Regions from separate parts of the Homo sapiens genome. Here region 1 is linked to region 2. A link is a loop called in an ENCODE intact Hi-C map of the cell type or tissue named here. Cell type or tissue: CD4-positive, alpha-beta T cell. All regions are shown on one strand. Links, peaks and the distances in the headings refer to the core of each region. The heading gives the core; the rest is flanking DNA. Region 1 has its middle 750 kb from the start of MGC4859. Region 2 holds the start of LOC105375146 (a long non-coding RNA gene).

Region 1 (16,256 bases), core at 4,875-12,874, 71 kb before region 2:
CTGTTTCTCTTTCTCAATTTGATTATATGGATCCGGATTTTTAAAAAATAATCAAATCAAAGCATTATTATTAGGTTGCTATATTTTCTAAGTCCCTTTCGATTCATAGTTACCCATCCATCACCTGTTTTCTTTTCTTTTTTACATCCTTTGTTTTTGTTGCTAAACACACTGGAATATTTTTCCTATAAAGCTTCTTACAGCTTGGAGTTTTATAATTTTTAAATACATGCTATTCTTACACATTTTCCTTTGTCCCTTACATTTTCCGTAAGTTCCTAATTAGACCTGAAGGTTGATCAAATTTAGGGGAAACTTTTTTTCCCGAGACTACTTCTTAAAAAGATATGTAATATTTATCTATTTTTACATGATATTAAAATCTCTTGATGATAATTGTCTAGATGTAATAATTAATCAGAGGTCCCAAGATGGTGGCTTTTAAAATTTCTTATCCTTTATTGGCTGGAATACTTTTCTATAATTAAGATACTTCTCATTCTCAACTTATGTTATGTAAGTTATTCTCAACTTACTTTATGTAAGTCTAAAGTACAGTTTATATAGGAAAGATAAATTTTATTTACTAGTTTCCAAAGTAATGAGTTGATTTCCCATCACCATTCCAATTACCAATAAGGGCGTTTTTTTTTTCTTTAGCATTATGAATCCATAGAATTAAATATATTTGACTTCAATTTAGTACAGCCTACGATTGGAGCCTATTTTATTTGGCTTTTGAGCTTGCACACTCTCATCATAATCATACTGGTCATGATACCTTCTTTGCTTTCTTTCATGAAAAAATGTCTAGGCTACATTGGTGTACTGTTTTCAGGCCTTCTTAGGGAGCAGAGTTATCAGTTGTAAACACATTTTTAAAAGAAAAAATGCATCATAAGTCCATAGTGACATTTTAGAATCAAGGCTAATACCATGAAGTTTTAACCCTACATCACAGATTTCAGATGTTTCCTTTCTTCTAAGCTGAAAATATCACTTGTAAAGATCAATTTAAATGAATTTTATTTATCCCATAAATTCCCAAAATAGTTTCACAATAAAAGTAAGGTAAAAACTACCATCAATATTATTACTGAAAGTAGTTTCCAAATTAATATTTAATTTTTCTCTAGTGTATATCTCATTAGAGTTGTACAATCAAGTTACAGTATATTAGAGTCACTTAAAGTGACTGATCTTCGTGTAATATTGCCACCAATTGGATATACAATTAGTTTGTTTAATTTCCTTTTCAATTTATGGTGTTAAAATTTAAATTATGTAAAGTTCATGTTAGTAAAGTCAAATTTGCAAATCAAAGTATATTCTAATAAATCTAGCTTCTATTCCTGTCCCTTCCACTTGGTTTCTTCTAACTATATGCACATTTTTTTAAGTTTCATTTTATTTCCACATTATTTAGTATTTAGAAACATTTGTAGCCACACCCCTTTTCTTAGTAAGAAAAGGTTCGCTTCTATAAACAACATTGAAATTAGCTAGTAACCATGTCTTCCGCTACTCTCATCTCCTCACCATCTCATTGTAAAGATAGAGCAGAGTAATAAGAACATCTGTACACATTCTTTCAGGTTTGAATTAATTCATTCCACAAATACTTACAGAGCACTCCTATGTATAAAGCACATTGTTAAGGACCTGGAAAAAAAAGCTAAATAAGACTGAGATATTTTATTCCAGGTGCTTAGCAATGTGTTTTGTGTCCAGGAGTATTCTTTCTGAGGAATGTGTGCAGAACACATTTAAATAATTCTAACATTCACAAATCCTTTTTGAAAAAAATTTTAAAAGTAATAATCATAATAACAAACTACAATAGCTAAAATTTTTGCTATGCCAGTTTTTCTGATACTTTCACACAAATTACTTCATTTCACCTTGATTATTATTGTATAAACCAGGTTTTGGTTTACAAGAAAAGAAAAAAAAACTCTAGTTTCTAAAAAGAATTTCCTTAGGAAAAGTTTGTGTGAGAAGCTAATAGAGTTAATAGGAGGTTTAGAGATGATGTTTGAAAAAATAGGAAACAAGGGTATTCATGGGTTTAAGCAGTAAGAGTCAGAGTCATGATTATGTCCCTCTTCTTCCAGTGCTCATCTCCTGGCCCTCCTACATCCTCAATCCTCTCCACTGTGATGAATCTGGCCTCTAAATATCCTCTCTGCTTTGTTTTACACTCTCTAAAGTTCTGTGGTCAGCCTCTGATTTGTCACACTTTGGACATATGTTCCCTTCAGTTCATTCTCAAGTGAAGGAAGATAAAGATCTCTGTTCTTTTGGGTTAGATTGTGAGAGTGAGCAGAGAAAGGTATGGTCGTACTAAGACCATAGACTATGAAGAATTTGCATAGGAGTAAATCAAGATACCACTAGAAAAAATGGAAAAGGATACAGAAAAGTCAAAAAGTTTCAAATTGTTTCCAAGAATTAGAGGATCTATTTTGCAGATAAAGAAACTGAAGCATACAGAAATAAAGTAAATTGCTTAATGTGAGCAAACTAGGGAAGGCAGGAGCTAAATTTGAAACAAATATATACATATATTTGATTGCAAAGCCTGTGTTCTTACCGTATCTGTCACTTCCTTTATGTTTGATTAATTGAATTAAAAATATGTTTTATATTATGATTTTATTTAAATTTATTTTAGGGTAATTATATTTAATAAAATATATTCTTAAGTTAGCATTTTTTGAATATGATTTAAATCTAAATGTAGTTCATAAAATGACAATTATTGTAATTATTAGCATCACAATGCTGTGGGAAAGGGCTTTCAAATGCCACCAATTCACATAATCAAGTTTTTTATGTAATAAGCAAAATTAAAGATGGGCTTCCCGCACAGCAGAGCAGATTTCAAATCTTAGCTTTACCACCTACTACCTGTATGTCCTCATAGAAACTAATATAATTTTTTAAAAGATTATTGTCTTATCTATAAAATATTTAGAACCCAGGGATATATAACATATAAAATGAAAAATATTAACCTATATATAAAAGCCATAAAATATTATTTTAAGGAACATATGAATAACAGTTGTATTTCCCTTTCCTTTTGCAATTTTGTTAAAAGAAAAATGAAGAGTGACAATTTTTTGTGTGTGTACATATCCAAATAATAGCAGAATTATCACTTTACTTTTTTAAACATATCAGTTATGGCAAATTTATATCTCATTATTCTACTTGACACTTTGAGGAAGGTTGATATTAATGAAATAATATGTTCTTGAACTGGTTGAAAACAGGTGCTGAAATTCATAATGTTATGAAAGTCATGCAAATGAAAGGCAATCAAAAAACATTTTGTGTATTACATTTGACCCAAAGTTGTTTTTACCTATGTGGCAATTCTTAAAATGACCTCAAGAAATGGTCATGGATCTTTTAAACTCTTGGAATAGTTAAGACGACTTTCAAGTAAAGATAGAAAAGAAGGGCAAAAGTATCCATGACATGAAGCAGGAATAAGCATCCCACTGAAGATCCATGGACACTTGTCATCTCAGGCATTCTCGGGCTTCTTTGGTGAAAATGTTTACTAAAGCTTGCTTTCTATATTTATTAACCATTACTTATCATAAGGCAGTAAAAACAGAATGGCTCGATTTTCTAAGCTTCAATTTAGTCATTGAAGTAATAATAATAATAATAATAAAATCCTGACAAGTCTGGCATCATGATACATAAAACATTGAGCAGTCATCAGCCTCAAGGGAGACTGAATCTCACAAATCTGCAGTGACAAATTGTTTTATGAAAGTTTGCATCACTTCGTTCTAAAAGCAGAGACACCCTAGAGGCAAAATAGCTCTTACTGCTCCCTGAAAAGTCTCAATTTTGGACCTTATCCATTTGATGTAATCGTTTGGGGTTTTGAGATTTAGAGTGAACTGTGGAACTCTTGTTTTTCTTTGCCTGGAAAATTGACTAAATAGACATCTTGTTCAGGTGCCAGTAATGAACAGAGATTGGATTTTTGTATGAGGTAGACTGGTTTCTGAAGAAAAGTAATGGTGTTATTCCCCAAGATGGAGATGGTTGATATTGTTCTTGTCAGTGAAAGAATAACAGTAAATTCCAAGGACTAGTTCTTTTTGATGATCCGTCATTATCAACTTAGAAGTTGGGTCCCTGATTGATAGTGTATATCCTATTGTGCCTGTAAGAGAGAGATTTTTGCTTTTAAATCAGAAAGTTGTTAGAGATACTTTTTCTTTCCTTATATAATTGTAATATTTTAAAAAATATTCTTTACCTAAAAGCTGAGGATGTATAGATATAGATATATGCATACAGTGAAAAGCACCCATAATTGCATATTTTAGAAATAAAATGTTGCACTTTGGAGTATTTCCTTAACTTTTTTTCTATGCATATGTACTCAATTTTAGAAAAATGGGATCATTCTCCACTGTCACCTGTTTAATGTATTGTTGATAATTTATCTATATAGAGATTGATATAATAATTTTACTGGCTAATTTGTATTCTATAGTAAAGATGTGTCACACTTTACATTACAAAGACTTTATTGGTGAATATTTGGATTGCTTGTTTTTCACAATCACTAATGATAGCTATTTTAACATTCTAAAATAATAGCTATTTAACATGTTGTAATTGTGCTACAACATTACAATGGCTACAAATTTACTAGGCAATTGGAATTTTTCAGCTCCATTATAATCTTATGGGACAACTGTAGTGAGAATGTGCGTGTGTGTGTGTGTGTGTGTGTGCGCGCATATCCCATTGATTTTGTTTCTCTAGAGAGCAATGACTAACACATATTTTAACCCTGAGAGTAGGTCTAGAAAAACAGAATGGTAATAATAATTTTCTGAATTGATTCTGGGGTTTTTGAAATTGGCTCTCTAATCTGATTACAGTTAAAGACACTAAAGACTCTATTTCCAGTAGTAAAGAGAGCAGCAACATTCCATGGCATGATCTGGCGATAGAGATACACAAAATCTTTACTGGAGACTTCAGATTAGCAATTTATAAGAAGCAATGAGTTGAGAGACTATCTGTGTGATACTTGCAAATATTGTTTGGAAAACTAATGAATATAATTGAGGTTAGCTAGTTGCTTCTAATATCACTGGTCAAAATGGTACCAAAACAATGAGGTCAGAGATTCAAACTCATGGCCCAAGGGCTGCATAAATGATCAGTAACCTTTCATGTGTGCTCTAAAAGAAATGCTTATGTCCTGTAGACTCAGGAATTAGATTGCTAAAAATCAAGCATAGATTCTCGTCCTAGAACTGGCTGGATTATAATGCAAATTGAACTCCTAGCCTTGCAGAATGTTTACTGCTAAAATGAGGGCATTGTTTAGAAAAGAATGGAATCCTGTATGTTGAGATGAGGATGTGGGTGTAGACCATGATGAAGCTGACCACACTGAACTTCGAAATTCTGATCAGTCTTCTTTGCCAGTGTATGTGACCTCTCTATTCTAGGCAGAATTGCGTTCCTCGTTCTAGTGGAAGAGACTCTCTACCCCTAGCTGTGTAGCTCCTCTATTCTCAGTAGTTGCAGCCTCTTCACCTGAATTCTGAGAGAAATCATTCTGTATTGTGTGAGGAAGTTGTGGTGACCTCTTCTGAGGCAGTTTCCTTGGAAGGGAATGCTGATTCATTTCAGGATCCACCCGCACCACACTTCTTTATGTCTAGACCTATAACTAGACTCAAGTCCCAGTAGGGCCCCAGAGGTGAAGTACAAAGTGTGAGGAAGTGAGCTAAACACCAAAAAAACACTTGAGTTCTATAATTTATTTGCACAGACAGAAATCCAGTGAACATGTGTGGGAAGGGATGCTAGAGGAGTGAGGTAATGGTGAAAGAAGCATAAAGCTGAACCAAGCTGAATTTATTGATATGGGCCCACTAAGCAGAAATTCTGGATTTAATATTGCAGCTTGGGGAGTTAGAAAGGGCTCTCACAGTTTGGGTGGTTGACTGAAACATGGGTCAAAAGGTGGCCCACAGTGAGCAACTTATAGATGCCATGCCTTCCTTGGTTTAATGTAGAGCAAGCCATTTAATTCTTAGGGAGATTAGAATCTTAGAATGGATTTGTCATTGAAGACCTCACCCACACTGGTGAAGTCCAGAAGAGATAACTTTCACCAAAATTGTGAGAAATACATTGTGAGGGAGGACCCAGCATCCTTAAAAAGCTCTTTGATCACTGTTCTCTGTAGGACAAACCTCACAGTGGAAACTGCAGTTACCAAATTGGAAAACATAAATACAATGAGAGTAATTGGGTCTTGGGACACCAGGGGCCAAGTGTTGGCACTCAGCCTTCAAAGACAAAGTGGATATGGTCACCATAACAGACAGCAGAGATGAAGATGCAATCAGAACAGCCTGACTCACACAGACTAATCGTGTTGGCTACTTGGTCACAGTGTTTCTAAAAGTGAAATAGGAAGCCTACTAAATTCTTACTTGATTTGTATAGGGAGAAAAAATTATAGGAAACAAATCTGACCTGAATCAAAAACATAGAGTCACAGTTTGTCAATCAATTACTAGACTTGAGCTTGTTTATAGACCCAAAACCCCTTGAATAAAGGAGAGACTGGGTCCTCTTGAGGAAGAATCTGGGTACAATACCAAAAATTTATATTGTTAATCCTTCTCCCAGCTTCCTCCAAAGAGATTTACTGCCTTTTATCAGGATAACTCTATATTGGGCAAAAGGAAATAATCATACCTTTGGGAGATTACTGGGCACTGACTCTGAACTGATGCTTATTTCAGGAGACTCAAAATGTGACTGTGGTCCACTAGGCAAAGTAGAAGTTTTTGGAAGCCAGATGATCAATGGTATTTTAGCTCAGGGACATCTCATAGTAGGCCCAGTGCATCCCTAAGCCCATCCTGTGGTTATTTCCCCACTTCTGGAATGCATAATTGGAATGGAAATAGTAACTGGCACAATCCTCACACTGGTTTTTGACCTGTGGAGTAAGAGCTATTTTGGTGGGGAAGGTCAAGTAGAAAATACTACAACTGCCTTTACCTAGAAAAATAGTAAACCATAATAAACACAACATTCATGGAAGAATTTCAGAGATTATTACCACCATCAAGGATGTGAAAGATACTAGGATAATGATTTCTACTAAATCTCCACTCAGCTCTATTTGACTTGAGCAAAACCTAGATGGATCTTGGGGAATTACAGTAGAGTATCACAAGCTTAACTAGGTGGTAACTCCAACTACACCTGCTGTACCAACCGTGGTTTTATTGCTTGAGCAAATTAACACATCTTCTGGTACCTGGTATGCAGATATTGGTCTAGCAAATGCCTTTTTCTCCATCCTTGTCAATAAGGCCCACCAGAAACAGCTTTCTTTCAGCTAGCAAGGCCAGAGATACACCTTCACTGTACTGCCTTAGGGGTATATTAACTCTCCAGCCCTATTTATAATTTAGTTTGCAGGGATCTTAATCACCTTTTCCTTCCACAAGTGATCACACTGATCCATTACATTGATGACATTATGCTGATTGGACTTAGTGAACAAGAAATACCAACTACTCTAGACTTGGTAAGACGCTCACATGCCAAAGGGTGGGGAATAAATCTGACAAAAATTCACAATTTTTTAATGTCATTGAAATTTCTAGGAGTCCAATGGTGTGGGACATGTTGAAATATTCCTTCTAAGGTTAAAGGATAAGTTTCTATATCTGGACCCTTTTACAACAAAAAAGGTACAATGACTAGTAATTCCTTTTGGATTTTGGAGGTAACATATTTCTCATTCGGGTGTTACCCTAATCTATTTGCCAAATGACTCAAAAAGCTGCTAGATTTTTATGGGACCCAGAACAGGAGAAGGCTCTGCAACAGATCTAGACTGCTGTACAAGCTTCTCTGCTTCTTGGGCCATATGATCTGCAGATCCAATGGTGCTTGAAATGTCAGTGGCAGATAGGAATGCTCTTTGGAGACAATACCAGGCCCTTTTTTGTGAATAATAGCAAAGATCTTCAGAATTTTGGAGAAATACCTGGCCATTCTCCACAGAAAATGCCTCCCTTTGATAAATAGCTCCTGGCCTGCTACTGAGCAACAGTAGAGACTGAGCATTTAACCATGGGCCTCCAAGTTACCATGTGACCTGAACTGCCTATCATTAACTAGGTGTTATCTGACCCACTGAGCCATAAAGTGAGTGTACACAGCAGCACTGCATCATCAAACAGAAATGGTATATACATAATAAGGCTTGAACAGGTACAAGTATGTTACATGAAGAAGTGGCCCAAATACTCATAGTCCCCACTGCTGATATACAAGCCTTTCTCTCTCAGCTTGCATCTGTGGCCTCATGGGAAGTTTCCTATGCAGTTGACAGACAAATAGAAGCCTTGGGCCTGGTTTATAAATCTGCATAATATGCAGGCATCCCCTGAAAATGGACAGCTATAGTACTACAGTCCCTTCCTGGGACATCCTAAAGGATAGTGGTGAAGGGAACTCCTCCCAGTGAATATAAATTTAAGCAGTTCCCTTGTTACACACTTTACTTAGAAGGAGAAATATCCAGACTTATGATTATATGCAAATTCATGGACTGTGTTTAATTGTTTGGCTGGATGGTCAGGGCTTAGAAGGGATATAATAGAAAAACTGATGACAAAGAAAATTGGGAAACAAATTGGGGGACGAGGTAAGTAGATACATCTCTTTAAATGGAAAACAACATGAAGATATTTGTATCCCATGTGAATACTCACCAAAGGGTGATTTCAGATGAAGAGGATTTCAGTAATCAAGCAGATAGGATTACCTATTCTGTGGATACCAGACAGCATGTTTCCCCAGCTACTCCTGTCGTTGCCCGGTGTGTTCATGAACAAAGTGGCTATGGAAGCAGGAATAGAGATTATGCATGAGCTCAGCAACATTGACAGTCACGCACCAATGCCAAATTTCCTATGGTTACCTTTGAATGCACAACCTGTCAGCAATTGAGACCCCAGTATGGCGCCATTTTCTGGGGTATGATCAGCCTGCTCCCTGGTGGTAGGTTGATTATATCGGATTGCTTCCATCATGTAAGAGGCAATGTTTTCTTATTGAAATAGGCACTTACTCTGGACACAAATTTGCCTTCCCTGCACACAATGCTTCTGCTAAAACTACCACTCACAGACTTTCAGAATGCTGTATCCACTCTCATGATATTCCATACAGCATTACCTGATTACGGAGTTTACTTCACAGCAAAAGACTGTGGTAATGGTCTCTTCGCCATGGAATTCACTGTTTTTACCATGCACCCTCCCATCCCTCATCTTGAAGCAGCTGGTTTGATAGAACAGTGAAATGGCCTTTTGATGACCAGCTAGGTGGCTATCATTTGTCAGAATGGGACAGAGTTCTTCAGAAGACTGCATGCTTTCTGAACTATCATTCAATATTCGGTTCTGTTTCTCCGATATCCAAGATTCATGGGTCCAGGAATCAAGGCATGGTAATGGGAATGACACTACTCATTCACATTCAGTGACCTACTAGCAAAATTCTTGCTTCCTGTTCCTGTAACCTTAAGCTCTGCTGGCCAGAGGTCTTAGTTCTAGAGGCAGTAATTCTTCTACCAAGAGACACAACCAACAATGACTTCATTGAACTGGAAGTTAAGACTGCTGCCTAGCCACTTTGGGCTCCTCAAGCCTTGAATCAAGAGGTAAAGAAGGGAGTCACAGAGCTGGCTGAAGTGAGTAATTGATCCTGACAAAGGGAAATTAGACAATTACTCCACAATAAAGGTAAGGAAGAGTATATCTGGAATACAAGAGATTCATTAGGGTGTCTCTTACTATTACCGTGCCCTGTGATTAAGGTCAATGGAAAACTATAATAATCCAATCCAGGAAAAACTACTAATGCCCCAGAACCCTCAGGTATGAAGGTCTGGGTCATCCCACCAGGTAGAGAACCACTGCCAGTTGAGGTGCTTGCTGACGGCAAAAGAAATAAGTAGTAGGATAAGTAGTTATAAATACCAGCTATAAACACATGACTAGTTACAGAAACAAGGACTGTAACTGTCATGAGTATTTTCTTCTTAGTTTGTTATAAATACAGCTGTGTGTATCAAATTTATTTATTTTCTTTCCATTTTATTCCTTTATTATGTAATATAAGCTATATTGACTCTATATCACAGTATTTAAGTATTGTTAATTTTACATCATAGTATTTAAGTTATGGGATATCAAAGAGATGAATTAATAAAACTCAAAGACATTACCTCCTCTTTTGGGGAAAGAGATCATGTGTCTTCAGTTGTGTGCAGGACGGTTGTATCAAGTTAAGCAGACTTATGATTTATGATCTTGTTATTATCTTATTTGGAGAGTAACTATGGCTTAAGGAGATGTGTATGGGTGCCAAGTTAGCAAGGAGTAGACTTGTGCTGGTTAATTATATGCGTTAACTTATTGGGCCATATGATACTGAGATATCTGGTGAAACATTTCTGGTGTGTCCATGAGGGTGTTTATAGATGAGATTAGGATTTGAATCAGGGACATCGGTTTTCTCCTGCCCTTGACCTGAGATTTGCATTATCAGCTCCACTCATTATTACACCTCTGGACTTGAACTGAATGATACCACCTGCTTTCTTTGGTCTCCAGATTGCTGATTGTGGGACTTCTCAAACTTCAGAATCATGTAAGCCAATTCCTCATACTAAATCTCTTTACTCTACAGGTATAAATATACTCGTGTATGTATGTAAATCTTTCAGGAGAACACTTATTACTAACAGTAAGCAAATACACAACAAACCATTCTTAATCCTACTTCTCTCCCCATATGCAACCATATTTCCAAAAAAATTTCTGCAAAGAGTTTTCTGTTCTCCTTATTCCTCTCCTCCTCTCCTGACTCTTCGCCAATTAGTTAAACCTCTTGACAAGTTTTCAAAGGCCTATTTTGTTAGGTTTAATTTAATTTAAATTTATTTTATTTTATATGTAATATAGTGTATCCTATCTATTTTTTTCTCACAGGTTTTTGCTTGTCTTTTTAGTATTTTTTTGTTAAATAGACTGTTTAGATTTTGTTATGTTTAAATTAAATTAAACTTAATTTAATTTAAATTCTCAGTCCTGGCTTTACTTGAACAAATGGCAGACTTTGATATATTCAGTCCCACCCTTTCTTTTGGAATGCTTTATTTACTTCCCTTTCTTCCCACTTCACACCTTTACTTGTCTTTTCCCCAACTTTTAAAATTTACAGTGGCCCAGTGTTCAATTCTAGGTCCCCTCCTCTCTGCATAATTCAGATTCATATATTAACTATCTCCTGGAAAGAAAGGAGGAGACACTACTTGGGAATTTTGTTTGTTTCTTTGTTTGAGAAGGAGTCTCGCTCTGTCGCCCAGGCTGGAGTGCAGTGGCGTGATGGCGACTCACTGCAACCTCCACCTCCTGGGTTCAAGCCATTTTCCTGCCTCAGCCTCTCAAGTAGCAGGGATAGCAGGCACCTGGCACCACCCCCAGGTAATTTTTTGTATTTTTAGTAGAGATGGGTTTTCACCATGTTAGCCAGGATGGTCTCGATCTCCTGACCTCGTGATCTGCCCGCCTCGGCCTCCCAAAGTGCTGGGATTACAGGCGTGAGCCACTGCGCCTGGCCAATATTTGGGTATTTTACAGGCACCTCAAATTTAACAGATTCACAATTGAATTTCTGGTATTCTCCTATTAACCTTTTCCTGATATGAACTTTTCATCTCAGAAAATAGCAACTTCATATTGCCAGTTACTTAGGCTAACTCCAGAGCAAATTTGAACTCATCCTTGACACTTCCCTTTTGTCATACTCCACATGTAATATATTAGTTAATGCTATGACACAATCAACAGAATATACAAAGAATCTGGCTATGTATCAGAATTTCTGCTGCTACACCCTGATCTGTACCATTAGTATCTCTCACCTGGATCATTACTGTAGACTTCTATCTAGTCTCCCAATTTCTGCATTATTTTCCTGCACTCTATTCTTCACACAGCCAAAATGATCTTATCAAAATAGAAGTATATTTTTCATTCTTTTTTCTTGTTCTGTGACCTGTCTTAATATGTTCTTTTTCTCTATTGTAATTTGTTTTTATTAATTTACAGAAGTTCTTTATATAGTATATACGTATCTTTTTTCATATGTAGTATAGTGTTTCCTATATTTTATTTTTCCTATATTTTATATGTAATATAGTGTGTACTATCTTTTTTTTTCTCACAGGTTTTTGCTTGTCTTTGTTAAATAGACTATTCAGATTTTGTTATGTTTAAATTTATCATTTTTTACTGACTTATTCATTGAGGGACTTGCCTAAGAAATACTTGCTGTTCATGGAGATCATAAATATATTAACTTATATTTTCTTCTAATAATTTTTAAACAGTAATATTTCAAATTGGAGTTTTAAATAGAACTGGATCTGGAATTTAGTTTTTGAATATTTTGGTAGATAGGATGCCTTCAGCATATAAAAATTAAGTTACCACCATATCAGATACTGAATAGTTTACCCTTTCTTAACTGGTTTCTTATGCTGTATTTGACATACACTAAGTTCCCATATATGTATGTTTACAGGCACTCTTCCTTTGATTTACTTGTCTATTTCTGAGCTAATTTCAGACGTTTAAAATCAGTTGTTTAATGTTAGTCCAAAACCATCTCTTATTTTATTTTTAGGATTTGACTTGGCTAGTTTGAAATGTATTATGTATAGGAGTCAATTTGGGAAATACCGTGAAAAATTATATTGAAATTCAGATTGAAGGTCCCTTTAATTTGTATTTGAACCTGAGGCTTAATCAACATTTGTGACAGTGTGTCTTCTCATTCAGTAGCAGGGTATGTATTTCATTTTTTTGCCAAGTCTTTTTTGTTACAATATTTTATAATCCATAGTGATTTTGTACATTTTATCTTGAATTTATTCTGAGGCATTCTATAGATATTTAATCTTTGGTACTTTGGGTCAGTTTTATCATTTTTGAAGGAATCAAATTTCTTTATTTACTTTTTAACTTTTATTTTAGTTTCAGGGATACATGTGAAGATTTGTTATATAGGTAAACTCATGTTACAGGGGTTTGTTGTACACATTATTTTGTCACCCAGGTACTAACTCTAGTACCCAAAAGTTGTTTTTTCTGCTCCTCTCCAGCACCCCCCTGACAAGACCCCAATGTTTGCTGTTCCCTTTTTTGTGTCCATGAGTTCTCATCATTTAGTTCCCACTTATAAGTGAGAACATGTGGTATTTGGTTTCCTGTTTTTGTGTTAGTTTGCTAAGAATAATACCTTGCAGCTCCAGCCATATTCCTGCAAAGACATGATCTCATTCTTTTTTATGGCTGCATAATATTCCATGGTTCATATGTACCACATTTTCTTTATGCAGTCTATCACTGATGGACATTTGGGTTGATTCCATGTGTTTGCTGTTGTGAGTAAAGCTGCAATAAACATTTACATGCATGTGTCTTTAAGATAGAATGATTTATATTCCTCTGGGTATATACCTACTAATGAGATTGGTGTGTCCAATGGTAGTTCTGTTTTTGACTCTTTGAGGAATTGCCATACTGCTTTCCACAATGGTTGAACTAATTTACACTCCCACCAACAATGTATAAGTGTTCCCTTTTCTCCGCAACTCACCAGCATCTGTTATTTCTATGCAGAAGATTCAAATTGGATCCCTTCCTTAAACCATATAGAAAAATCAACTCAAGATGGATTAAAGACTTAAATGTAAAACCCAAAACTATAAAAATCCTGGAAGACAACCTAGGCAATACTATCCTGGACGTAGGAACAGGCACAGATTTCATGACTATGCCAAAAGCAGTTGCAACAAAAGCAAAAAATTGACAAATGGGACTTAATTAAACTAAAGAGCTTCTGCACAGGAAAATAAACTATCATCAGAGTGAACAATCTACAGAATGCTAGAAAACACTTGTAAACTATGCATCTGACAGAGGTCTAATATCCAGCATCCATAAGGAAGTTAAGCAAACTTACAAGAAAAAAACAAAACAAAGAAACAACCCCAGTGAAAAGTGGTCAAAGGACATGAACAGACTTTTTTCTAAAGAAGACATACATGCGGCCAACAAGGATATGAAAAAAGCTCAATATCACTGATCATTATATAAATGCAAATCACAACCACAGTGAGATGCCATCTAACACCAGTCAGAATGGCTATTATTAAAAAGGGTCCGTTCTATTTTTTAACATAACATTTATAATGGTTCTTGCTGGCGCAGAGGAAGCATTGATTTTTATGTAAACTTTTTTATTAAAGTATAACACATATAAATCCTTAAAATCATAATTGCACAGTTTATTACATTTTCACAAAATGAACACCCTAGCACCCACAGCAAGAAGTGGGTTATTACAAGAACCTCCAAAGTCCTCTTCTGCTCCCTTCCAATTACAGCTTTTCCTCTGCCCCAAATAACTACTATGTTGATTTCTAATCTATACATTAGTTTTGCCTGATTTTGAGATTTAAATAAATGGAATCACACTGTGTATTCTTTGTGTCTGTTTCTTTGGCTCAATTATTTAATAGTCATAAATGAAATGACTATGCATGTATATGTCTATTTCTGAACTTTCCTTAGTACGTTCATCTATCTTTAGGCTAACTCTGTGCTTGTTAATTTTTGTAGCTTCATAATAAGTTTTAAGATAGGGTAGGGTAGCTTCTGAACTTTTTCTTCTTCATCATTGTCTTGGTTATACCAGATACATTGCATTTTCATATACATTTTTTGTCACTGGATAGATAGCATAAGAATGTGCTAGGCTTTTGACTGGGATGGAATTAAATGTTTATGTCAAATTGTAAAAGTAAAAGTGAAATCTTAAAAATACTAGGTTTTCCAATTCATGAATATAGAATTACCCTTCATTTATCTTGTTTAATTTGTCTTACTCATGTTTAGTTATTTTCATTGTAGAGATGTTGGGCTTTTTTTGTTATATTTATTCGTAGATATTTGATGTTTTTTATTCTATTGTAAGTGGTATTTTTATTTCACCTGTCAGTTTTTTCTAGTTTATAAAAATAAAGTCACTTTCATATATGATATTTTAATTATTATTATAGTTATGAATGACTCAATGCTTTAGTTTTCCAAGATTATATTAAAAATGTAAATTCTGATATATTTGGCTTTTGAAAAGTAACTTGTTTCCAAAATAAACCTCAGAATGGTTACACTCCTAAAACTTTAAAAATGCTTGCCACATAATAGGTGATTTATAAATTATTGGTGAATGAATAATAATTCTTTTTACAACTATCAAGGATAACATAATTCATTAAATGATTCTTGAAAATAAATTCTGTGGGCTTACCGCACATATTTTGTGTAACGTTATGCTTCGTGAAACAGGCATGGTTTATTGCTTACAAATTATCCATTCTTCTCTTTTTCTTTAGTATCCATGTGCTGACTTTATTTGGAGTAGCAATGTGCATATCCCTAAGTAATAGATAATGCGTTGCTTACAACTGGAAAGGACTAAGTTCTGCACAATCAAATTTATGGTGATATCTGATGTCCTGTTAAAAGGAGTGAACTATTTCTGGGCCCTTCCTTCCCCTTCCACCATGCTTTTACTTTGAGCCTAGACTTGGTGTCCTGAGCTATACCAGTCTTTGTAACCAGAAGCCATTAAACATGAGGTGAGATGCTAGCATGCTTTTGGTGGCTAAGGGAAGTAGAAACAGATGAGGCTACTATGTCATCACTGAAAACCAGAAGGAATGCCAGCAACTGTGTATCTATGGATTTTTTCATATGTGAAGAAAAGAACCCCTCTTTGTTCAACTTTCAGTTAGTCAAGTATCTATTACTTGAAAATAAATACATTCTCAACTGATTTGCTTAGTTTGTTACCTATGTGGATAGTATGGAAACTATCTGACCAAATATAACACTTACAAATAAATTGATCCATAATACTGATAGAATCCAGAGATAACTTAATATGTAAAACTAAGTTAAATGGGAATAAACATTGAATGATGCAACATTAAAACTTAAATTGTAAATACAAATGTTCTCATTTTTAAAGATTTTCTAATAATATACAACTTATTCTATAAGGTTGAACGTGAGTTCTGTTCT
Region 2 (16,256 bases), core at 2,739-10,738:
ACTTTCTTTTCCAGTAACTGCTTTGGCCTTATTATATGGGATTTTCTGCCCAGAGACACAGAATCTGTGCCATTTAGAGGCTCCTATATGCACTTTAAACTTCAGCCTATATATATTGGTAAAGAGTTAAGTTTAGAGGCCATTTAAATGTGTTAACATTTTGCTACCTTTCCTTCTCCATTTAGCACAATAACCTTCTAACCAGCAAGAATTAGGGAGAGACTGAAGTTTCTTGTAAAATTTTTAAATAATGATTTTCCTTTAAAAAATCAAATATGTGATTGAATAACATTAAAATTATATTCCTCTCTAACATACATTTTAGTTAATTTATTACTTTTTTATTAATTATTTAGATTTTTGAATAACCAGAACACAAAACCTAAATTTATTATAAAGTATTTTACAGATAATTATTTTATTATTATAACTATCATATCATATTTTATAGGCATTTTCTTCCTTCCTTAGTTTTCTTTTTTTTAAAAAAAACTGGCTTACAGTACAGTTCCTCTCTCTACTCTTGGTAGAGCACCTGGCAAAATGCAGCGGAAATGCATTCAGAGAATCGCAGAAATTTAGATATGGAAATAACGGTATAGACCGTATAGTCTAACTTCCTCAGTATGCATGTATTTTTTTAAATAAGGGAAAAAGAAAAAGTGGAAATCTTCTCCTAGCTTACCCACTAGAGGCAGACTACATACATAATATTTTATCCATGCCATGAAAATCTATGCAGGGAAAAAATAAAACCAAAAAAAATGTAACTGTTTACTGACTTTGATAGGTGTCCATGATATATTCATAACTGACATTAAATAAATCAGCATAAAAAACAGTAAAATATGCTTTTAAAAAGTACAGAAAAATATAGGATAATGCAATTACTGTAAAAATAATTAAAATTAAAATAACTCTGTGTATATATTTATACTTCAAATGTGTATCAGTGTACACCACAAACGGCAGCATTTATTCCATGAGAAGGGCAATAGAAGGAAGAAATGAAGATACAATGTTGCTCTTTACTTAAAATTGTCCTGTGTCTACTACATATTAATCTGTAATTAATTTGAAGAACAAAACCTGGGAAAGCAGGGGGAAAAGGAGAGAAGAAAATCAAGATTAGGGAACATTAAAGCAGCTTTGTGACATGGAAAGAGAGAAGGAAAAGGGGATGTTGAGCTTCTAAATGAATAACAGTTGCCTGCCCTGCCATTCCTGTTCAGGTGGTACCCATGGAAAGCTCTGGAATAAATTTAGCTTGAGCTAGTTACACCCTGAGAAACTTCCAGTTTTATCTTCCACAGAACGTAGTGAAGCTGTCTAGTGGAAGTTCACTCCTTTGCTCTTTCATGAAATAAGCGAGAAGAGAAATGACATCAGTTTACCTCTGCTTAACATTTTTCTGTATAATTGGGTACCCCTCATAGGAATTCTAAGTCCCTATCCTGTACCCCTAAATTAGACTGATTCTTAAGGTTCTACAATTTCTCAACCTTTACTTCTTTCCATTCTAAATCCATTAGGTTAAGACCTGTGCAAATATACAATGAAATGTTGGTTTGGCAAGAATCAAAATGGATAATCTGCATCTTCTTTTCTTTTGTAGGTTTTTTAAAAATCTCATGGACGCTGGCTTTTACAAAACTTTTTTTGACAGTAGTGGAGAAGGAGTTTTGGTTCAGAATTTAAGCTGTAGATTATAGAGTAGACAACTGCTAATTACTAAGTTTATTTTCTAGGTTTACTCAGGATAAGATTGAATTCAAATTTCAGTGAACTCTTTGTTTTGGAGGTCTGCTAACAAGGGTCCACAGACCAAATCCAACTCATTCTATCACCTGCAAGCTGAGAATGGCTGACAAAATTCAAAAGAATAATAATACTTTGTGGCACATAAAAATTATGCAAACTACAAATATCAGTGCCCATAAATAAAGTTTTATTGGAACAGCAATGCTCATTCATTTACGTCTTTGGCTGCTTTCAAGCTACTGATATAACAGAAGAGTTGAGAAGTTGGGAAAGAAACAGTATAGACCACAAAGCCTAAAATAATTTCTGACTCTTTACAGAAAAAGTTATATATATATAACATAGATATTATATAATATATATTGTATAGTTTTATATATATATAACTGTTATGTATATATAACAGAGTTTGCAACTGTTATGTATATATAACAGCGTTTGTAACTGTTATGTATGTATAACAGAGTTTGCAACTGTTATGTATATATAACAGAGTTTGCAACTGTTATATATAACAGACACACACACACACACACATATATATAAACAGAGTTTACAACTTTTGAATACATATAACTATGTTATGTATATATAACAGACTGTTTTACCTCAATGGTACTTGAACATTTTTCTAACATTATTTCTTCTTTTCCATGCTTCATCCCTACTCCAAATAGAAATGTAATGACTGAGAAGGACTTTTATCTTCAAGGTTCAGAAACTCTGTCAGATGAGCAATTTCTCTGGACTACTAAACAAATGGTTGAACAATTATTACAAAATTTCAAGGCAAAAGAATACTCAGAAATGTGTTCCATTTTTCTGTCGCTTGTCAGAGTTTTTTTCCTTCAGCTGGGCATTGTCCAGTACATGCAGTTATAGACCAAGACTGATCCCTTTCCATCTGGCTGTAGGGCTCTCCCTCACTTTCACTAAGGTTTTTCCACTTGCTATTATTTTTTTCTAAGAAAAAATTCAATTCCAAATTATACTTACCCTTAATAGCAAAGACCATTCTCTATCATCATCAAAGACAGTTAATAAAAATGGACATCATAGTGACTCAGGCAGGAATGGTAACTCCCCACTCATCCTGTCCTAAGACATTTTTCTCTGTTCTTATTAGAGAAAAGCATTTCCCTCCCCAGACCTTTCTGCACCAGCCAGAAAGCAGTAACTGTGTTTGTTGGTGAGTTTAGAGGAGAACCTATATGTGTGGGCCTCAGCCTTTTGGATTCCCTGTCCACAAAGCCCACCTAGTTTATCTACTCTGCCATCATGCACTTTGCTTGAGTGGTTTCTATTGCTCTTGTAAACAATGCATAAAGTTGTCCAGGGGTGAAATTTTAGGGAGCTTGATTTAACTGTGGCATGTCAGCCACATTTATGCTTAGTAAAAATGATAATCTGATCTCCATTATTCTATCTCAGGTATTATATTTTCAGTTTGGTTTCAACCTTGGGAAGGGTAAAATGGGTCTTGGTAATTTTCTTCCCAGTCCCCAGAAACACATACATAAATATTTACTTATCACCTTATACTGTTTTTACACTCAGAAATCCACTGTCAAATATCATTTTCTACAGGAATCTTGAATTTCAAATGAATTTAATATCAAGTGTTGAAGATATAAAAGAGCTTCTAATGCATGGAGCATCCCCTCCTCCAGTTTCCTCTGTACTAGAAGAGTATTATGTATCAAGAAAAGTCAATTAAAAAAAACAAACTCATTGAGGATTCACTAGATGCAAGGCATTATGCTAGAAAATGCAGTAAACTAAAAATAAAAAATAAAATGAAACCCAAAACTAAAGTTGTGATACGAGACAATATAATAAGTGTCACAGTAAAGAATAAGATAGAACGCTATAGCATTTCAAAGGATAGTGAGGTTAGCCAAATCAGAATAGGTTTTATGTGTTGACTACTCGGATATATCGAACTAAAAGATTTTAATGGGAAGAGAATGCAGGGCGGGGAATTCTGAAAATGAAGAGCTGTATTGTAGAAAGAAGAATACACTTGAAAATATCTTCTCATATCTGTTCTTTTCTTACTGACAATCACAAATATTTTAGCTATGAAGTCTGGGCTTTTCAACAGAGTACACTCTGCTTCTTTGTTTTCTTTCCCCTACTTTTTTAAAGACAGGGTCTCACTCTGTTTGCCAGGTTGGAATGTAGTGGTGCAATCATGGCCCACTCACTGCAGCCTTAACTTCCTCGGCTCAAGTGATCCTCCCACCTCAGCCTCTTAAGTAGCTGGGATCACAGGCACCCCACACCATGCCCAGCTCATTTAAAAAAATTGTAGAGAATGGGTCGCTCTAGTTTGTCCAGCTACTCTTAAAACTCCTGGGCTCAAGTGATCCTCTCACTCGGCCTCTTAAAATGATGGGATCACAGGCGTGAGCCCCCATGCCCAGCCTGCTTCCTGATTCTTTATTCCTGTTTCCCTGAACAGGGTTTTCTATACAGTAGGAAGTCAAGTAGGATCATTTCCCTATTCCATCTGTCCTTCAGGATTGCCAAATTTGGCACAGATTAAGAGACTGTGATAGTGCCTGTCCCAATGATAGGACACGATGATGGTCATAAACAGGATATTTCACTGGGGGAGAAAAATTGAGCTACCAAACTGGATAATTAAGGGAAGCCGCTGAAACATTATCCTATAAAGTTCAGCATTTTTTTTTTTGCAGTGGGCTTGGCCTTATTAAATTGAAAATTGATGGAAACGAATGACTCTTAAAGCCTCCCTACAATCGGTGTGAGAAGCAATAGAAATCCAGGGTTTGCTGCCCTTTGGACTGGGAAAGATGGAATTCCCTGGTTCCTTGTCTTGTGTTTCGTTTCACTTCCCACATTGCCAGGAGGATCATCCTGTTTTCTCTAGTAAGAGGCAGGTCAGATAATCTTCTTTATGGTACACTGCGGGAGAGGCAAACCACTTTTTTAACACGTACTTTGATACTACATAACTGACAGTCCCTCAGTGTTCCTTTGGGGCTCCGACTCTTCAGAGGAACAGCCCACTAAATGCAAGCAAGTGTCAGATATTAACATTGAATTAAAACTGAAGGTAAAAATGGGGACACTGGCATAGTCCTGTCCATGAGCTTGACAGGAAATTTATTTTGCTGTAGCTGAAAAGTAATTAACCTCCACTGTGAGAGAATTCTATTACTAGTAGCTATTCTGCCATGCAAAGTGCACTACATGGAAATGTTACAGGCTATCAAGCAGAAACGGCAGATTTGTCTGCATTTTAAACTGAATTTCCATTACCCTATTCTCTTCTCTTCTGTATCTGTACTTCCACACCACCTTCTCTCTTGTTTTCACTGAAGCTGGAAATTGAGACACATATGAAACTTGAAAAAAGGTTTAAATCAAAAGAGTGCTTATAAGGATTTTGTAAGATGTATTCTTTTTTTCTAGTATTTGGCATTTTTAAACAAATAATGTCCTTTGATGTGCTGGAAAAAATGCAGCATTATGCAAAGATACTCAACCATGAATAATTTTATTATGATCATAGCAAAGAAAATCATAATTCAGTGAATTCTATTTATGTTTTCATCTTCAATGTTATATATACAGATATGCACATATACATATATACATAATCTTTATAAGGAATACGTTTGAGGAAATCTACATATTGTCATTTCTGCTATAATGCTTGTTTTGAAAACAAATTTGTTCCAAAGAAATTGATATATTAAGGAACAATTTGAGCATAATGCAAATTTCATGTGTGATTATGCCTGATTTTGTCAGCGAGAAACACCAAGAGAAGGCAGAAAGCTGCACATGGCTGGACTGAGCCCATCAGTAATACACAAAATGCACACAGGCACACAGTCAACTATCTCTCAGCTACCTCAGTTCATCACACATGTTATGAGCCACAAACACCCACATCTGGTGTTAGAACTTTCCTTCCAATTTCAGATAACCCCCTTCCACGACTCCACAATAACTTACATGTCACAACCCTTCCAAGAGCAGCCTCACCTCATTTCTAAGGTAAAGTTGCATATTTATTGAAGTATTTATGCATTCCTTACGCATTTAACTGTGCTACTATCTTCATTATATTACTACCAGTCTTTCATGTGTCACTGATGAAATTTCTGAGTGTTGTTCTCCTAACTTCTTTTCTCCCCTAAGCCGCTTGTTTTTTATTGCGTAATTTGGCATAGAAACACATATGCTGGATTACAGCAGAACTGACTACACTTCTCTTTTCCTTTTATTATTATGATTAATGTATGTGACTCTTGTTTCATCAATAATGAATGTTTCTGAGTTTGCTATGCATTTGTCACATAGGTACAACAATAGAGTAACAAATCATACTTTATTACACTAGAAAAGAAAGAAGATCTCTTCTCCTAGAAGGCAATTGCTAAGGAGAGGGAAACATAATTTTCGGTATTATTACTGATTTTCTGAAATAATAACAGTGGTCACCATTCATAGACACCTTACCTTGACTTGGAACAGTGCCGTGTCCTTCTTTGTGGATTCCCACACCAACATGGGCAATAGGGTAGGATTATCTTCTTTGTCTTACAAATGAGGAATCCAAGGCTAGAGAGCCCAAACAGCTTGTCCAGTGTTTCCTGAGCTATTCAGAATAGAACAGAAAACTTAGAAGAATTCCAAAGTGAAAACTCAATTCTGCTATCTCTAACATCTTTCTTATTAGCTTCAAATATATCCAAGGCTATTAGAATTTGCACTTACACATTATTGGTTTTAGTCTCCTTATTTATAAAATGAGAAAATGTAGGCTCAGGGGATCCATGCACCTTATCCTAGCTCCCCTGATCAGAACTAGAATTTAGAACCCAGGTCATCTACTCAAAGTTCGTTTCTCCTAGCCTGTTGCATTGTGTTTTAAAATGTCAGGGTGAAAAGATAATGAACTCCTGAGAGGATGTTTGGACTCATACCTACTATATGAAAATTCAGCTAATGAATTGTTTTCTTCCATTCTTAAGTAAAATAATCTACATATGTGTGAACTCCCTAAAATAAGGAGTGGAATGAGGAGCAGCTATGTCACATTTGTGCATTTCCAGAAAAAGAAATAACAAAATCCAGTTCCATATTTTTTCTTGGAACAACATCTAGATGTGGCGTATTTTATGGTAATCACTATTTATAACCTACTATTCTGGGAATTGAACTTTACAAACATGAAAGCCAACTTGTAAATTTTTTCTGACAGAGAATGACACTGAGCATTGGAAAGCAGAAAGTGTTGTACATTCTCTCTGGGATCTGTCACTGTTCATGATCATTAAAGAAGGCAGATGGGATAAACGAATTTCTGTTATTTGACCGTCACAGGGAAGTTGAGATGCAGAACAAAATCACCCCCCTTTTTTTTTTTTTTTGATCCTGAAATACCTAACTGGGCTGTCTGTTTTCACTCTAGGAAAATGCCATGAAGTGGTTGTGGTAGTGGTGGTTCAGTCTATTTTAGATACTAAAAAAGGAAAGCCTTTGCTGAAAATTACAGAGGATGTAAATTTTAAGAATTACAGGCTAATGGCTCCCTTCTTCTCCCCCTTTGCCCACGAGCCATGTGTGTGAATGACAGCTATGGATTGGCAGCATGCTGCCCTCCTTCTCAGGAAGAGATGGCTGATGGCATGTTGCAGGTATGAAATGACTTTGGTTTAATGGTGGGCTATGGGGTATTGGGATTTCTTTCTTTCTTTCTATTAAAGAAAGCAGCACTTTAAAGTTACAAGAAGCTCTAGGATTCAAGATTACTATTATTAATGATAAATGTCTAAATACTGTAGTAATAGAGGTTTTGAATTTGTAATACATTTGGGAAAGATTTCTACTTCTCTTTCCTTTAAAGAAGTTTTTGAGAAAGAATAATTAAAGTTTATAATCTACTATTGTGGAACTATTTAGAAGCCTTTTATTCTGCTTTTACAAATTCTTTTGTGTGAGAAAGAGAGAGGGAGGGAGAGAGAGAGAGAGAGATGATTTGAATTGTAATTGATCAATTTAATTGTCTCATGATTTAACACTCAGTCTTCTCCCCACCCGGCTTACAATCTGTAAAGTTTTTGCCAAGAGTTTAGTTCAAGGGCATATGGAATAAATAAAAAGTGGACTAGGATTCAAAAAAAAAAACTCTTATCAAAATAAGAATTTTTACCTATAGAATGAACTATTGACAAATATTTGAAATAAGTGGTTACTCTGCAAATGTTTATTTTTGTTGTTGTTGTTTGTTTGTTTTAACCTCGATTTGTAAATGATTTTTAGTCCTGAAAACTCCCAATTGACTCCAACTGTAATGTCCTGGGGGATCAATATGTGTGTAGTTAATTGTACACTGGGATTTTTGCCGAGATTAGCAACAGAGAGGGAAGGCCAGAGATCTAATTGGTTCTGGATCTAAAAGCTTCTATTTTACTCTTGAAGAACTAAGAGAAGAACTTTTCATTTTCTTTCAAAGGTTGCAGTGTCTCTCCCTAGTGAATAGATTTCAGATTTCAGAGAGAAATTTAAGATTATTTTTAATTTGTTAAAATCGCAGACAGAATGCAAGTCACTGATGACAAGTCACAAAGAGCAAATGTGAGGACATATGACATTTAAACTTTAAAACAGGAGCAACAGAAAGAGTTGGAAGGGAATAAAGAAGCCAATTCTCTTGAAGATTAACTCATGACCTCAGGCTTAGGTCTGGATGAAAACTGGAATAGAAGCAGTATATGCAGATGATGCGGACAGAGCTATGTAATAGCCATCTATATCAAATTTTAAAATAAAAACATAATTTTCAGGCAAAAAAAAATTATGCATTGGAATAGATAAGAAAACCATGAAGCAAATTTCTTTTCAACAAAGGTATATAGCAAGAGAAATAGATGGGAACTAATTATATAGGAAGATATCTAAGAAACAAATTTTTTAGGATAATTAGGATGAGTCTTTCTTTTCTTTCTTTTTTCTGTTTCCTTCTGGACTAAATGAAGAAAAGCAAGGGAGTCTTTTGTGAAAAATATTCAGGAAAAAGAAGAAAGATGGAAACTCACTTATGAACATCTGTTCTGCAAAGCCACCTGAAAAATAACTGGGTACTAACGTGGAATAAAATGTGCTCAGCGTGAAACTAACCATAAGTAATGTAGTAGCAGGGAGGCAGGAAGAGTGACATAAGGAACTGGCGCCCTATGGAGCATAACTTCTGACTGTCCGAATCCAAGTCACCCCCTCAGCTAATGGGAGGGGAAGTGGGGGCAGGCATTATCCAGGCAAATTGCCCGTGAAGTGGCACAAGTTGCAATTAAATCAAGATCTAGAGATGCAAAAGCCACATTAAAACAAATGAGATTACAAATTAAAGCTTAGGGGTTTTTTAACCCTTTATACAACAGATATGTTTATAACATTGAGATGGATTTTCTTTTAAAAAATGATTCCCCCTTTTAAATTAAAGGGATATTTTATTAATTATGAATATGCAATTTTGAAAATACAATGTAAAATTATGTATTATTCTTGGACTTCTCTTTTATATTAAATTCACGTATTTCTGAGATTATTTTCAACTATTGAAGAGTGTAATCAAATGTTTTAAATTTCCCACAATTCTAAAAATACTTGATTTTTGTATTGGGAATAAGATTATGCCTAAATTTTGCTATTACTCCCAAAAGACACATAATTGGAAAGCACTGATTTCCAAAGAAATTTCACAATCTCTTTTTATTCGAGACCATTTTAAAACATCTTTTGCATAGTTTCATCTTTTAAGGAAATAGGAAAGAAATGATAACTTAGTTACTTTCACAAACATAGTATCTTTTAAAACAAAAACGGCCGGGCGCCGTGGCTCACGCCTGTAATCCCAGCACTTTGGGAGGCGGAGGCAGGTGGATCATGAGATCAGGAGAGATCGAGACCATCCTGGCCAACATGGTGAAACCCTGTCTCTACTAAAAATACAAAAAATTAGCTGGGCATGGTGGCGGGCACCTGTAGTCCCAGCTATTCGGGAGGCTGAGGCAGGAGAATGGCGTGAACCCAGGAGGAGGAGCTTGCAGTGAGCCGAGATGGTGCCACTGCACTCCAGCCTGGGCGACAGAGCCAGACTCTGTCTCAAAAACAAAGCAAAACAAAACAAAAAACAAAAACAAACAAACAAAGACAGGAGAAGGTTAGGGCATCTAAAGTGGTGCATGAGAGATGTTCAAAACAGCAAGCTTTAATGTAAACTTGGAGACAATCTACATAATGCCCCTAAAAGAGAGACAAAAAGAAAAACAAACAAACAATTAAAGAATTTTGCACATAAGCAGAGATCATAGACAGGAAATAGAATACTCTTAGAAGATAAATTAGGAATACTTCATAACTATTATAGAAAATCAAAAGTTAAAATTTACTAAATCAATTTGATAGCAGGGGAAATATTTAGATTCTAACAATCAATTGTTTGTTTTTCTTTTCTTTTTTATCTTTTTGAGACGGAGTCTTGTTCTGTCGCCCATGCTGGAGTGCGGTTGTGCGATCTCGGCTCCATTCTCCTGCCTCAGCCTCCCGAGTAGCTGGGACTACAGAATTGTTTGTTTTTCAACAAATTTTTTTTAGTTCCTAGTATGTGTCAGGTAATATGTTATATACTGGAATAGAATAGTGTTCCACAAGGCAAAATTCATTTGCCTTCCCTTATGAATATTGAATCCATTAGGAAGATAGACACTAAACAGATTGTGTACCTACAACTATTTATGAAAATATATGGGAAATGCTACAAGGAAAAATGGAAGGCACAATGATAATATTTTTAGGGAGCACCTAACTGGTCCTGTAGCCCAGTTATGTTTATGCAGAGACATGAGAGGAGGCAAAAGACAATGTTACTGTATTCCACACAGCTGGACTAGCTACATCATTCTTTCAGTGCTGTTTACTTTAAACGTTTTATTTTAATTAATTATTATTATTATTTTTGGAGACAGGGTCTTGCTCTGTTGCCCAGGCTGGAGTGCAGTGGTACGATCTCAGATCACTGCAGCCTCCACCTACTGGGCTCAAATGATCCTCCCACATCAGCCCCCTAGTAGTTGGGACTACATGCCTGGCTAATTTTTGTATTTTTTGTAGAGATGGGGCTTTGCCATGTTGCACAGGCTGGTATTGAACTTCTAGACTCAAAGAATCCACCCACCTTGGCTTCCCAAGTGCTGGGATTGCGGGCATTAGCCACCATGCCTGGAAACCTTTCAAATCCATCCACCTTTTTCCTCTCCTATGGCTACTATCACATTAGTGCTTGACAAATGATTGGATATTGGGAGTGACGTGGACATGGAGAGATGAGCCAGGGGAAGTTTCAGAAGAAACGCCTTGATGAACACTGGGGCTAACCCTGTCAGATGGCATAGCCCAAGTTAATCATATTTGCAAAGGGGGTGCACCAGAGTCATCTTTTAGAGGCCTCTTTGGGTGACTTTCAAGATGGAAATATCAAAATTCAATTATAGTGATATTCAAAAAAGAAGAGGAAGGTGGGGGGACCTGTAGAAATCTCTCAGCTAATCATAGAGCCCAAAAGAGGCCACATTAGTAGCTCTTTACAACAGACACAAATGAACAGTGCCACAACATTTTAGAATATAAACTAATACATCCAACTTTTTTTAGATTAGAAAACAATTCAACTCTGCTAGATTAGAAACGGTGTTAGATGCAGTATGTTTGAAGAGAAAGAACATCAATAGGTTTTAGAGACAGGAACCCCTAAAGAGAATTCTCAATTATGTTACTTTCTAAGTATCTAAACTTAAAGTCTAACCTTAACCCAATAATTAAAGTTCTCTGAGCCTCGGTTTCCTCACCCATAAAATGAGGATAGTAATATTTATGTTCTAGGTTAGTTGTGTCAATTAATATCTATCAGAGTTCATGTACTCAATAAATGTTAATTTTCTTTGTCTTCCCCACTCAAAGCTGTTTATCAAAACTGGGTACGTAGAATTTGACTAGTGTGATTAAATATGTTAACATTCTCTTGTGGGTGATATTTGACCAGTGTCCTGCTAAAACAGATGATTCATTAAAATTACTCTCTTCAATATATTCAGATACCCCAAAGCCAAAGCAATTGTGCAGTGGTTCTGAAAAAGTTCTACAATTAAGAACAATACATAAAACAACTTGGAATAATTCTTTGTTCAGAAAACATTATGAATCAATATGATAAGCCTGGCATATGAAGAAGAAAAAGCTTTGATACTGAAAAGAATCATTAATGAAGGTACAATTTCAGCAAGATGGTAGAGTAGGAGGTCCCAGCATTGCTTTTTCCCACAAAGAACAAGAATTTGGTAGCTATTTATGAATGAAAATAACTCTGAAAGAGCTCAATGTTCACTTGAGAAAGAACAGCAACCACCCTTCTCCCTTTTCTTTCCCCAGAGCCATCCAACATGCTGCTGCTATGGGTGCTTTGGCCTAGGGACCCAGCATAGCCACTGTGCATGTGCATGCAAATGACCTGGGATTTCCCAGTGTAAGCTCTTGCCCCATTGCCATGCACCAATAGCTAACACCTGTATGTAGGCTCGTTCATGCCACTAACACCAGCCTCCATAGCTGCATGTGCAAAAGCAGCCAACTCTACCGCCTAATGTTTGCTGAAAGTCATAGCTGGTTCCTGTAGTTGAATGTGCATATACAACTCCAGTTCATGCCCTCAGAAACCTACAAACACATAGCTGGTCTGACCCCTGTTGCCAGCCTACAGTTGACTTTGCAATTGTGCACATGCATACTACCAGCCTCCAACAAAACTCACGCACCACAGTTTACTCCAGCCCCTGCCTCTAATTCTGTACCGTACCACCATGCACAAGGCTGCAGCTGGCACTCTGCTGCTACGCATGTGCTGTCAGCCAACATCTGCAGCAGAATGTGTACACACAAGTTCTGGCTCCCCTCACTTCCTGCCCCAGCACCTTGCTGCTGAACCCAAGTTGTTGCTAAGGACACTAAGAGCCCTTATGGCCACTGTGGACCTCCTACAGCCCTCACCACCAAGGATCACACAGTTGTTGACATCCCAGATTTCAGTTGTCTAACTCAATATGACACCATGTCCAGCTGGACCTGGAGTCACCACAGACCCACAAACTTGGCAACCTACACCACTAGATCTGTGGCCACAGTGTGCCCCAGAGTGACCCATTTCCCCTGGCACCAGATGAAGGCTTTTTATTACCAAAACTAATATATACTGCCTGGAAAATGTGACTACGTTTTTCAAATGAGCACCTTTTCAGGGTGACAAGTATCACAAAAAATCAGGGAAACATGACATCACTACAGGAAGAAAATAATTTTTCAATAACTGGCCTCAAAGAATTGGAGTTCCATAAATTGCCCGACAATTAGAAAGAATTGTTTAAAGAAGCTCAGTGAACTATAAGATTATCCAGAGTAAATTTTTTGATGAATTCTGGGAAAAAATACAGGAACAAACAAGAATGTCAACAAAGAGTTAGAATACAAAAGCACCCCAGAAAATTCAGAGCTACAGAATACAATGAGTAAAATAAATGCAAACAGAGAGCTTCAAGAACAGACTGTACTACGTAGAAGAAAGCATAAGTGAACTTGAAAACAAATCATTTTGTCAGAGGAGAAAAAAACAGGAAAAAATGACAAAGAATGAAAAAAGCCTACAGAATCTGTGGGATACCATTAAGCCATTAAGACAGCTAAGTTTTGCATACTAGGAGTTTCTGAAGAAGAGAGAGAAAAATAGAGACACGTGTAAAATGCTTTTTTAAAAGAAATAACGCCTTAAAAATTCCAAAGTCTGAGAAAAAATATGAATATCCAGATTCATGAAACTAAAAGATCTCCAATCAGATTCAATCCAAAGAAGAGTTCCCCAAGATACATTTTAATCAAACTGTCAAAAATCAAAGGCAAAGAAAATATTTTGTAAGCAACAATATTGAAAAAGCATATTACAGACAAGGGAACTTTGATACGGTTAAAGAAGTTTTCTCAGCAAAACTTTGCAGGACAGGAGAGACTGGAACTCAAAGAGTTGGAAAAAGCAACAAAAATTATTAAGAGTATTACAACAAACAAACTATTCTTTGAAGATGAAGGAGAGATAAAGACAGTAACAGATAAGCAAAAGCTGAGGGAGATCATCACCACTAGACTTGCCTTACAATAAATACTAAAGGGAGTTCTTTAAGCATAAACAAAAGGTGGAGAATTAGTAACATAAAACCATATGAAAGTTTAAATTCACTGGTACAGGTAAATATATAATCAACTTGAGTATACTCTACTGCTGTAGTAGTGGTGTGTAGATCACTGATAACTGATAACTAGTGTAAAAAGGTACTATAAATAACCACAGCCTACTCTTGTCGCTTGTACTTAACATTATACTGGAAGTACCAGCAGGAGTGATCAGACAAGAAAAGAAGAAAGGCATCAAAATTGGAAAAAAAGAAGTAAAATTATCCCTGTTTGTAGATCATATGATCTTTCACGTAGAAATTCTAAAGATCACACAAAAAATGTTAGAACTAATAAATGAACTCAGAAACACTGCAGGATACAAACTTAAAATACAACAATTATTTGCACTTCTTCACCTAAATAATAACTATCCAAAAAAAAATTAAGAAAGCAATCTCTTTTATAATAGCATCAAAAAGAGTAAAATATTTAACAGTACATTTAACTAAGGAGATAAAAAATTTGTACACTGCAATCTATAAAATACTGATAAAATGAAGAAGAAACAAATAAAATGATATTCAGTGCTCATGGACTGAACAAATTAATATTGTTGAAATGTTCATACTACCCAATGTAACTTATATATTTAGTTTAATACCTATCAAAATTGAAAGGACAGTTTTCACAGAAATAGAAAAAACATCTTAAAATTTGTATAATACCACAAAAGTTCCTGAATTGTCAGAGCAATCTTAAGACAAAGAATAAAACGAGAGGCACCACGCTTCCTGATTTCAAAAGATACTACGAAGCCATAGGAACCAAAATAGTATGTCTCTGGCATGAAAATGCCGACCAGTGGAACAGAATAAAGCCCAGAAATAATCCCAAGCATGTATGATCAACTAATTTTCAACAAGGGCACTATGAAAAAAAAAATGAGGAAAGAAGAATCTCTTAAATAACTGCTGAAGAGAAAACTGGTTATCCACATGCAAAAGAATGAAATTGGACCGTATGTGTAAAAATAAATTTAACATACATGACAGACCTAAACATGAGACACCTAGATGAAAATATAGGGCATATGCTTGACAACATTGATCTCAGCAATGATTTTTTATATGATCACCAAAGTACAAGCAACAAAAACAAAACTGAACAAGTAGACTACATTAAATTTAAAGGCTTTTGTACAGCAAAATTAACAATGAGCAAAACAAAAAAGCATCCCAGAGATTGAGTGAAAATATTTGTGAACCATATATCTAACAGAGTTACCTTCCAAAATATATAACAAACTCTCACAATTCAATTACAAAAAAACAAATGATTTAATTTTAAAATGGGCAAAGGAACTGACATTTTGTATGTTTTCATTTGAGAAATATCTATTCCTCAAGATTTACAAATGACAAACAGGTATTTAAAAAGGTGCTCAATTTCTGTTATCACAAGAGAAATGCAAATCAAAACAACAATGAAATATCACCTCAAATCTATTAGGATGACTATTATAAAAAAGAGAAGAGACAATAAGTGGTGGTGAGGTGGTGGAAAAATGGGGATGCTTGTACACTGTTGTTGGGTATGTAAGTTGATACAGTCATTATAGAAAATTGGGGGCTTCTTCAAAAATTAAATCTATAATTACCATGTGACCCAACAATTTCTCTTCTGTGTATAAATCCAAAGAAAATGAAATCAGTACCTTGTATTTGTGCATCTATGTTCATTGAGCCATTAATCCCCATAGCCAAGCTATGGAAAAACCTCAGTTTCTGCCACTAGATGAATGAATTAAAAAATAGTAATTTATTAAAAAATAAAATTTAGCCTTAAAAAAGGTGATTTTGCCATTTTCAACAGAATGGATAAATCTGGAAAACATTGTGCTAAGTGAAATAAGCAAGACACAGAAAGAAAACTAAAGCATGATCTCAATTATATGTAGAGTTTTAAATTAGTTAAATGTATATTATAGAAACAATCGTAAAATACTGATTTCTGGTGGTGGGAACATGGGGAAAATAGATATAAGTCAGAGTACCATGTTGCAATTATATAAAATGAATAAGTCTTATGTATTGGATGAGGACTACAGTTAATAATATTGTATTGTATACCAGAAATTTGCTAGAAAAGTAGATTTTACATGCTTCTACCATGGAAAAAATTATGTGAGATGATGGATATGTTTCTTGGCTTGACTCTAGTAATCATTCCACTATGTATAT

The links. A loop is a pair of places that touch in the nucleus more often than their neighbours do. Peaks named below come from ENCODE experiments on the same cell type or tissue, not always from the same donor. Only the 100,000 strongest peaks of a DNase experiment are listed, where the experiment ranks them.
Region 1: a loop joins it to region 2, with 6 times the contacts of the local background. A loop is called at or near these places in 2 of 110 quality-filtered maps.

The regions. Positions count from the first base shown.
Region 1 is chr7:10,024,491-10,040,746 of GRCh38, reverse strand. No RefSeq gene overlaps it. Among named protein-coding and RNA genes, the nearest start is that of MGC4859, 750 kb to the left of the region's middle. In CD4-positive, alpha-beta T cell, for the core only: no CTCF peak of the experiment used is centred there; no DNase peak of the experiment used is centred there.
Region 2 is chr7:9,951,426-9,967,681 of GRCh38, reverse strand. LOC105375146 (a long non-coding RNA gene) reads right to left here and starts at 6,732. Exons shown (of 4, transcript NR_187856.1): 1 at 6,517-6,732; 2 at 6,259-6,397. In CD4-positive, alpha-beta T cell, for the core only: no CTCF peak of the experiment used is centred there; no DNase peak of the experiment used is centred there.